2 separate regions of the Homo sapiens genome follow, and region 1 is linked to region 2. Evidence: chromatin contacts called from ENCODE Hi-C data. All regions are on one chromosome and are shown on one strand. The core of a region is the stretch at or near the end of the contact, and the rest is flanking DNA. Distances in the headings are between cores, read along the strand shown.

What was found. Hi-C counts contacts between places; a loop is a spot of excess contacts on that map. Pooled maps may share reads with other maps.
Region 1: a loop to region 2 is called in a map of naive thymus-derived CD4-positive, alpha-beta T cell, with 20 times the contacts of the local background. The contact joins the promoter of RAX here to the promoter of ONECUT2 in region 2. A Hi-C loop is called at or near these places in 1 of 168 maps with a recorded cell type or tissue (naive thymus-derived CD4-positive, alpha-beta T cell), 8 of 37 single-sample maps with no recorded cell type and 11 of 50 pooled maps.

Annotation. Positions count from the first base shown.
Region 1 is chr18:59,272,204-59,275,593 of GRCh38, forward strand. It overlaps RAX (retina and anterior neural fold homeobox), which reads right to left and starts at 1,251. Exons shown (of 3, transcript NM_013435.3): 1 at 715-1,251; 2 at 158-411. The coding sequence starts at 1,003.
Region 2 is chr18:57,433,890-57,437,096 of GRCh38, forward strand. ONECUT2 (one cut homeobox 2) reads left to right here and starts at 1,485. Exons shown (of 2, transcript NM_004852.3): 1 at 1,485-3,055. The coding sequence starts at 1,828. RefSeq lists enhancers at 211-791, 792-1,371 and a silencer at 1,365-1,414.

The sequences.
Region 1 (3,390 bases), core at 1-2,500, 1.8 Mb after region 2:
CATCGAAGATCTGTGCCTCTCCCTTGAGACTCTGGGCATGCCAAGTCGAGGAAGGACAGTAATAAATGCATGGACACCCGTGAATTCCGAGAAGCATTGGCTGCAATTTGGGCCTCGGGCCCTCCCAGATCCCAGTTCCTCAACCTGGGCGCTTTACCTGGACCCGGACCTCTGGTAGGTTGACCTTGCCGGCCAGCTCCTCGCGGCTGTACACGTCCGGGTAGTGGGACTTCTCGAACGCGCGCTCCAGCTCATGCAGCTGGTACGTGGTGAAAGTCGTGCGGTTCCGCCGATGCTTTTTCTTGGGCTGTTCCTCCTCTGACAGTTTCGCTTCGCCGGTGGCTGGCCCGACGGGCAGCCCTGGGCTCGGCCGTGCCTCCCCGGGCTCCTTGGGGCAGTAGGGTCGAGGGGCTGGGGCGACGAGGCCCGGGAGGGTCAGATGCACTCCCCAAAACACCCTTGGGCCGACCCCGCCTCGCTGTGGGCACTGGCCAGCCCGCCTGCGGGCTCCGAGATGGCCCGGGGAGGTCCGTGGTGAGGGCGGCGATGGGTCCTAAGCTTTCTCTGAATGCAAATTGGAAGCTCCCGCCATAGACGGTCCCCAACCCCGCGCCCAGTTGCCTTAATAAAAGTTAAGGAAGGGGCGCTCTCGTCTGGCCAACTCCTAAGCTCGGGCGCCCGAACGGCCTCGCACAGCCAGGGGTGCGCACTCACCTTCGTACTCGGGGGCGGGCGCCGGGGCTGGCGGCGGGGAGGGCTCGGAGCCTTCCTCGGGCGCCTTGGGGCAGGCGGGCCGCGCGCCCAGCCTCCTATCCCGCTCCTTCGCGCCCCGGGCGCCCCGCTCCGCCGGGAAGGTGCCGAGGATCCCGTCGTCCTTGGTAAACCCCAGGATGGCCTCGATGCTGTGAAGTCGCGAGGTGCTCCCGCCCGGGCTGCGGAGCAGGTGGCCGGCAAGCGAGAAGCTCCCGTCGGCCATGGCTGGCGCGCAGCCCGGCAGGTGCATGGGGAGCGCCGGGAGGCGGGAGGGCGCTTTGGAGACGGAGAGGAGAGGCTCGAAGCCGGGTCTTCCCGAGTGCGGCGGTGCAACCCGACGGGTCCCGACCCTAGGTCAAGCTCCGCGGGCGAAGCCCGCCCGGGCTGCGCACGCTGGGGGTGGCCGAGCGCTCAGCCCGCTGCCGCCTTAGTCCCAGAAGTCGGAAGTTCGGGCTCGGGGTAGCTGGGGCTCTCGGCGCTAAAGGCGGGGAGCCAACTGGCCCTCGGCTCCTCCCCTCTCGCCCTGGACCCAGCCCCTTCTCTCGGCCCCTCCCTCCACAGAGGGGCGTGTCCTCACCCGGCCCAGCCACAGGGTCCTCTAGTGGCCACCCCTGGGCCGGCACTAGGAATATTCCCCTTCCACCTCTTGATCCGTTTTAAGCTTTACAAACACACTCCGGGGATCCGCGGCGGGATGCCTGATGGGCTCGGGAACCTGGTCGCGGCGCACCCCTAGTCCTGCCTCAGTGGGGCCGACGCCCTTGGGCTCATCTCTCCCCTTGCGTTTGTCTCCCTCTACTTCGGGCTTACCCTCTCACTTCAGACTACCCCCTGGGGGTCACCTCCCTCCTTGGACGCACCCCTCCCCAGCTTCAGACTCGCCCCTCTAGCCCCCTCTGGCTCACCTCCGCGGGGCCGCCACCCTGGCCTGTGCCCCCTGGAAGCGCCGAGACCCAGCCGAAGGCTTCCCAGCCCCGCACTCGTCGCAGTTTGAATTTCCCCTCGCTGGCTCCCTTTTCGGGACCCACTCCTTTCTTGGCTGGGTTGTACGAAGTCCCGGACCTCGCGTTTAGTTTGTCCGTCTATATCTGTTGTAACTCCTCCCAGTCCCCTCGGACTTGAGCGCCGGCAGCCTCCCTCCTTCCCCGCAGCGCCCACCCCAGGGCCATTTATGTCCGCAAGTCCGGTGACCTCTAGCGCCCGATCGCCCAGCAGGAGACTGGGAGCCCCGAGTCGGATGTGCTGCCGGGCTCAGGTCCCGCAGGAGACCCACCTGGAGTTCCTCGCTCCCGCCCCTTGTCCTGCGGGGAGGGCGGGCTCCTTTACTGATGAGCAGCGGTGTCGCACTCCCGCCTCCCTCCAACACTCCGGGCCAAGGAGATGGCCCAGAGCTGGCTGGGGAAGGACCTTCTCCCGGGGAAGAGGCCTCTCGCCTCCCCGAGGGTTCAGGAGTAATTGGCTTGCAGTTCTTTCTCCTTTGGACCCCCTCGAGGCTTCCGTGGCCCACAGTGACTGATCGGCCACTTGGAAAGATGATTGGATAGGGTGAGTGTGTTTCACCTCCAGCAGCGCGGATGGACAATGGCGCTGTGAACGTCTCACCCCTCAAATCTGAGGCGAGACCCGAGGCGAGCGCTTGGCCTTCCCTGAACTGGTGGCCTGAACCGTGAATTAAAATGCTTTCCTATAAAAGCTCAAGGACCTAGAGGACAATATCCCTAAAATCTCCTTTTCAGTAGGCGCTCTGATCTCCACAGCAGGGGTGTCTTCTTTATCCCGCTTGCGTTCAGACAAGCGTTTGCTGCGTCCCTTTAGAGGGCAAGGCAACCGTCGAGGGCCACGTCGTGGGCATCAAACAAATTGGGAAAGGCCAGGGCCGTTGGCCTGGTGGAGTTTAACGTCCAGTCTGGAAGACAAGACAAAGGAAGAGGGAAAACACACATCCTCAGATCCCCAACCTTTAAATTGGTGTTAGAAGGATGTTTGCGGAGGACAAGTCAATTTCTTAAGGATCATTCAATGGTTAATTCCCCATGATGGGCATATCTACTTTTAATAAAACTATATAATGGCAAACTAAAATAAGGGCAAGCATGTGACTGCAGGAGATAGAAATTGAACTAATTCAAGTCAGAAATTATCTTTTAAGAAAAAAGCTAAAATTAATGAAAGTTAATAGCACTTTACAGTGTTCACATATTACTTTATTTACTTATTATTTATTTGTCTGTTTATTTTAGAGACAGGGTCCCTCTCTGTTGCCCAGGCTGGAGTGCAGTGGCATGATGGTGGCTCACTGCAGCCTGGAACTCCTGGGCTCAAGCAATTCTCTCGACATGTCACTTTGTAGGTTTCAGAATCTTCTCACATTCTTCATGTCATCTGATCTTCACAACCTTGTGAGGTGAGCAGGACAGACATATTGGTCCCCATTTTACAGAAGAGGAAACTGAGGCTCAAAGTGATACAGCTATTAAGTGGAAGGGTCAGGACTAGAACTCAGGCCACTGACTCCTTGTCCAGTGTTTTCTGCCTGCAGCTCATTTGTAATTATTATTGTAGTGTGTGATCTTTTTGAAAAGAATCAAAGCCCATCTTAGCCTGCAGTCTGTCTTTAATCCTTCCCTGAGACTGGAT
Region 2 (3,207 bases), core at 235-2,734:
GAGACCCCCTGCTCTTCTTTTGACAGCTGATCAAAAGAAAATAGGTCACGCTTCTCAAACTTATGTCCACCCTGTCCTTAATTACTGTCTCTTTAAACAAAGGCAACATCTGCGCAACCTCAGCTAGCTTGAATCTTCGGAGGCAAACAGAGCGCAACCTGCTTTGGAAGAATCTTGTTACGTTTAAGGCTTTATGCCGGGTGTTGGCCTCTCTGTCTTCAACTACCCCTCCACCCCGACTCGGACTGCAGAAATCTCCAACTCTCTGTCCCCCAGTTCCACTCCCACCTCCAGACCTGGGGTTGCCAAACAACGGAAATTCTAGGAAGACGTAGGTGCGGTTTTTAAAGCCTTGGCTTGTGAGCGTTCTCAGGCTGGCCGGGGCGCTGGTCTTTTCAGAAACAAGGTTTGAATATGCAGGTGTCAGCCAGGATTCCTTGTCGTCTGCCCACCGCCGTTTCTCTCCCGGGATTTGAGAGAAGCGGGAGTGTGTGTGTGTGTGTGTGTGTGTGTGTGTGCGCGTGTGTGTGTCTCGTGTTAGGAGAAAGGTCCGTGGTTGCCGTCTCAGCTGGTTTGCTTACTCTCTGCCCCCAGGAGAAGTTTGCTCACTTGGGACACCAGCGACCCTCCTCACCTCCACCTCACCGGTTCTACACTCTCCCCACTTCTTTCCAAGTCGCTGATGCAGAAAGCACTTGGTCACCTTGAAACGGCAGCTCCCGGAATTCTAGTTTTGTTTTGCAATCTAGCAGGGCTCTTCGGAAGCCTCATAACTGAGATTTATGGGCTCACCGGGTAATTAAATGATGTTATTGTGTTAACTTTGCATGCATTACTGCTGCCCGCGCCGCCCGTGGGCCGCCGGCCGGCCGCAGCTCGCTGGCGACGAGGGCACTACAGTTGCTCTGACCGCGTAGATTATGCATGTCCCGGCCTCGGGAATTTACCATGCATTAGAATACATTAGCGCCTGCATTTTAAAAGGCTAAACTATTGGCTCCCAGCTAGGGACTCTCGGTAAGTGGCTTGTTAGTGACGAGTGTTTGTCTATACTGGCACATAGCGGAGTCTTTTGCTCCCGGCTTACTCGCCTCCAGGAAAGCTTTGGGGTGAGGCGAAGGCGATTGAAGCAATGCCCCTTCCCCCAGATCGCAGCTGCTCAGGGGGGACACAGCACGGCATCTTTCACCGAATCTCTCTCGCTCGCTCGCACTCCAGCCTCCCTCTCCCCAGCGACCCCCCCACCTTCTCCTCCCTCCCTCTCCTTGACGTTTGATTCCAGTAGCAAAGGAGGTAAAAAAGGCACCGAGCCGTCAGCCAAACCTGAAAAGTGCGGCCCCGCCCCCTCCACAGCCACTGGTAGCTTCCCGTGGAAGGCCCGCCTCCCGGGGCAGCTGCGGCCTCGGAGTGGTTGCGCTTGGCGCCCGTCGGGCGTGGCCCCGCCCCAGGTCCGGGAGGGTAGGTTGGCTGCCCCGGCGAGCGGCAGAGCCCTTCTGGACAGCTCCCGCTCACCCAAACAGAAGACGTCGGCGCCGGAGCGGGCTCGGACATGGCGAGGCTGCGAGCCGGCCCGAGCGGCGGGGCCCGGTGATCCCTCCCTCCCTCCCCGTCCCCTCCCCTCTCCCGCACGCACGCCCCGTCCGCCCCCACCCCGCCCCCACCCCGGGCGAGCCCGCCCGCAGCCCGGGGCGCACACCCGCACGCGCACTCCTCTCCACTCACTCCCGCGCCCGCCCCCACTCCCGCAGCCGAGCCCCGCCACGCGCGCCTTGCCCGCCCGCCGGCCGCCCCCGCCGCCCCCGCCGCCCCCGGGCCCTGATGGACTGAATGAAGGCTGCCTACACCGCCTATCGATGCCTCACCAAAGACCTAGAAGGCTGCGCCATGAACCCGGAGCTGACAATGGAAAGTCTGGGCACTTTGCACGGGCCGGCCGGCGGCGGCAGTGGCGGGGGCGGCGGCGGGGGCGGCGGGGGCGGCGGCGGGGGCCCGGGCCATGAGCAGGAGCTGCTGGCCAGCCCCAGCCCCCACCACGCGGGCCGCGGCGCCGCTGGCTCGCTGCGGGGCCCTCCGCCGCCTCCAACCGCGCACCAGGAGCTGGGCACGGCGGCAGCGGCGGCAGCGGCGGCGTCGCGCTCGGCCATGGTCACCAGCATGGCCTCGATCCTGGACGGCGGCGACTACCGGCCCGAGCTCTCCATCCCGCTGCACCACGCCATGAGCATGTCCTGCGACTCGTCTCCGCCTGGCATGGGCATGAGCAACACCTACACCACGCTGACACCGCTCCAGCCGCTGCCACCCATCTCCACCGTGTCTGACAAGTTCCACCACCCTCACCCGCACCACCATCCGCACCACCACCACCACCACCACCACCAGCGCCTGTCCGGCAACGTCAGCGGCAGCTTCACCCTCATGCGCGACGAGCGCGGGCTCCCGGCCATGAACAACCTCTACAGTCCCTACAAGGAGATGCCCGGCATGAGCCAGAGCCTGTCCCCGCTGGCCGCCACGCCGCTGGGCAACGGGCTAGGCGGCCTCCACAACGCGCAGCAGAGTCTGCCCAACTACGGTCCGCCGGGCCACGACAAAATGCTCAGCCCCAACTTCGACGCGCACCACACTGCCATGCTGACCCGCGGTGAGCAACACCTGTCCCGCGGCCTGGGCACCCCACCTGCGGCCATGATGTCGCACCTGAACGGCCTGCACCACCCGGGCCACACTCAGTCTCACGGGCCGGTGCTGGCACCCAGTCGCGAGCGGCCACCCTCGTCCTCATCGGGCTCGCAGGTGGCCACGTCGGGCCAGCTGGAAGAAATCAACACCAAAGAGGTGGCCCAGCGCATCACAGCGGAGCTGAAGCGCTACAGTATCCCCCAGGCGATCTTTGCGCAGAGGGTGCTGTGCCGGTCTCAGGGGACTCTCTCCGACCTGCTCCGGAATCCAAAACCGTGGAGTAAACTCAAATCTGGCAGGGAGACCTTCCGCAGGATGTGGAAGTGGCTTCAGGAGCCCGAGTTCCAGCGCATGTCCGCCTTACGCCTGGCAGGTAAGGCCGGGGCTAGCCAGGGGCCAGGCTGCTGGGAAGAGGGCTCCGGGTCCGGTGCTTGTGGCCCAAGTCTGCGCGCCGAGTCACTTCTCTTGATTCTTTCCTTCTCTTTCCTATACACGTCCTCTTTCTTCTCGTTTTTATTTCTTCTT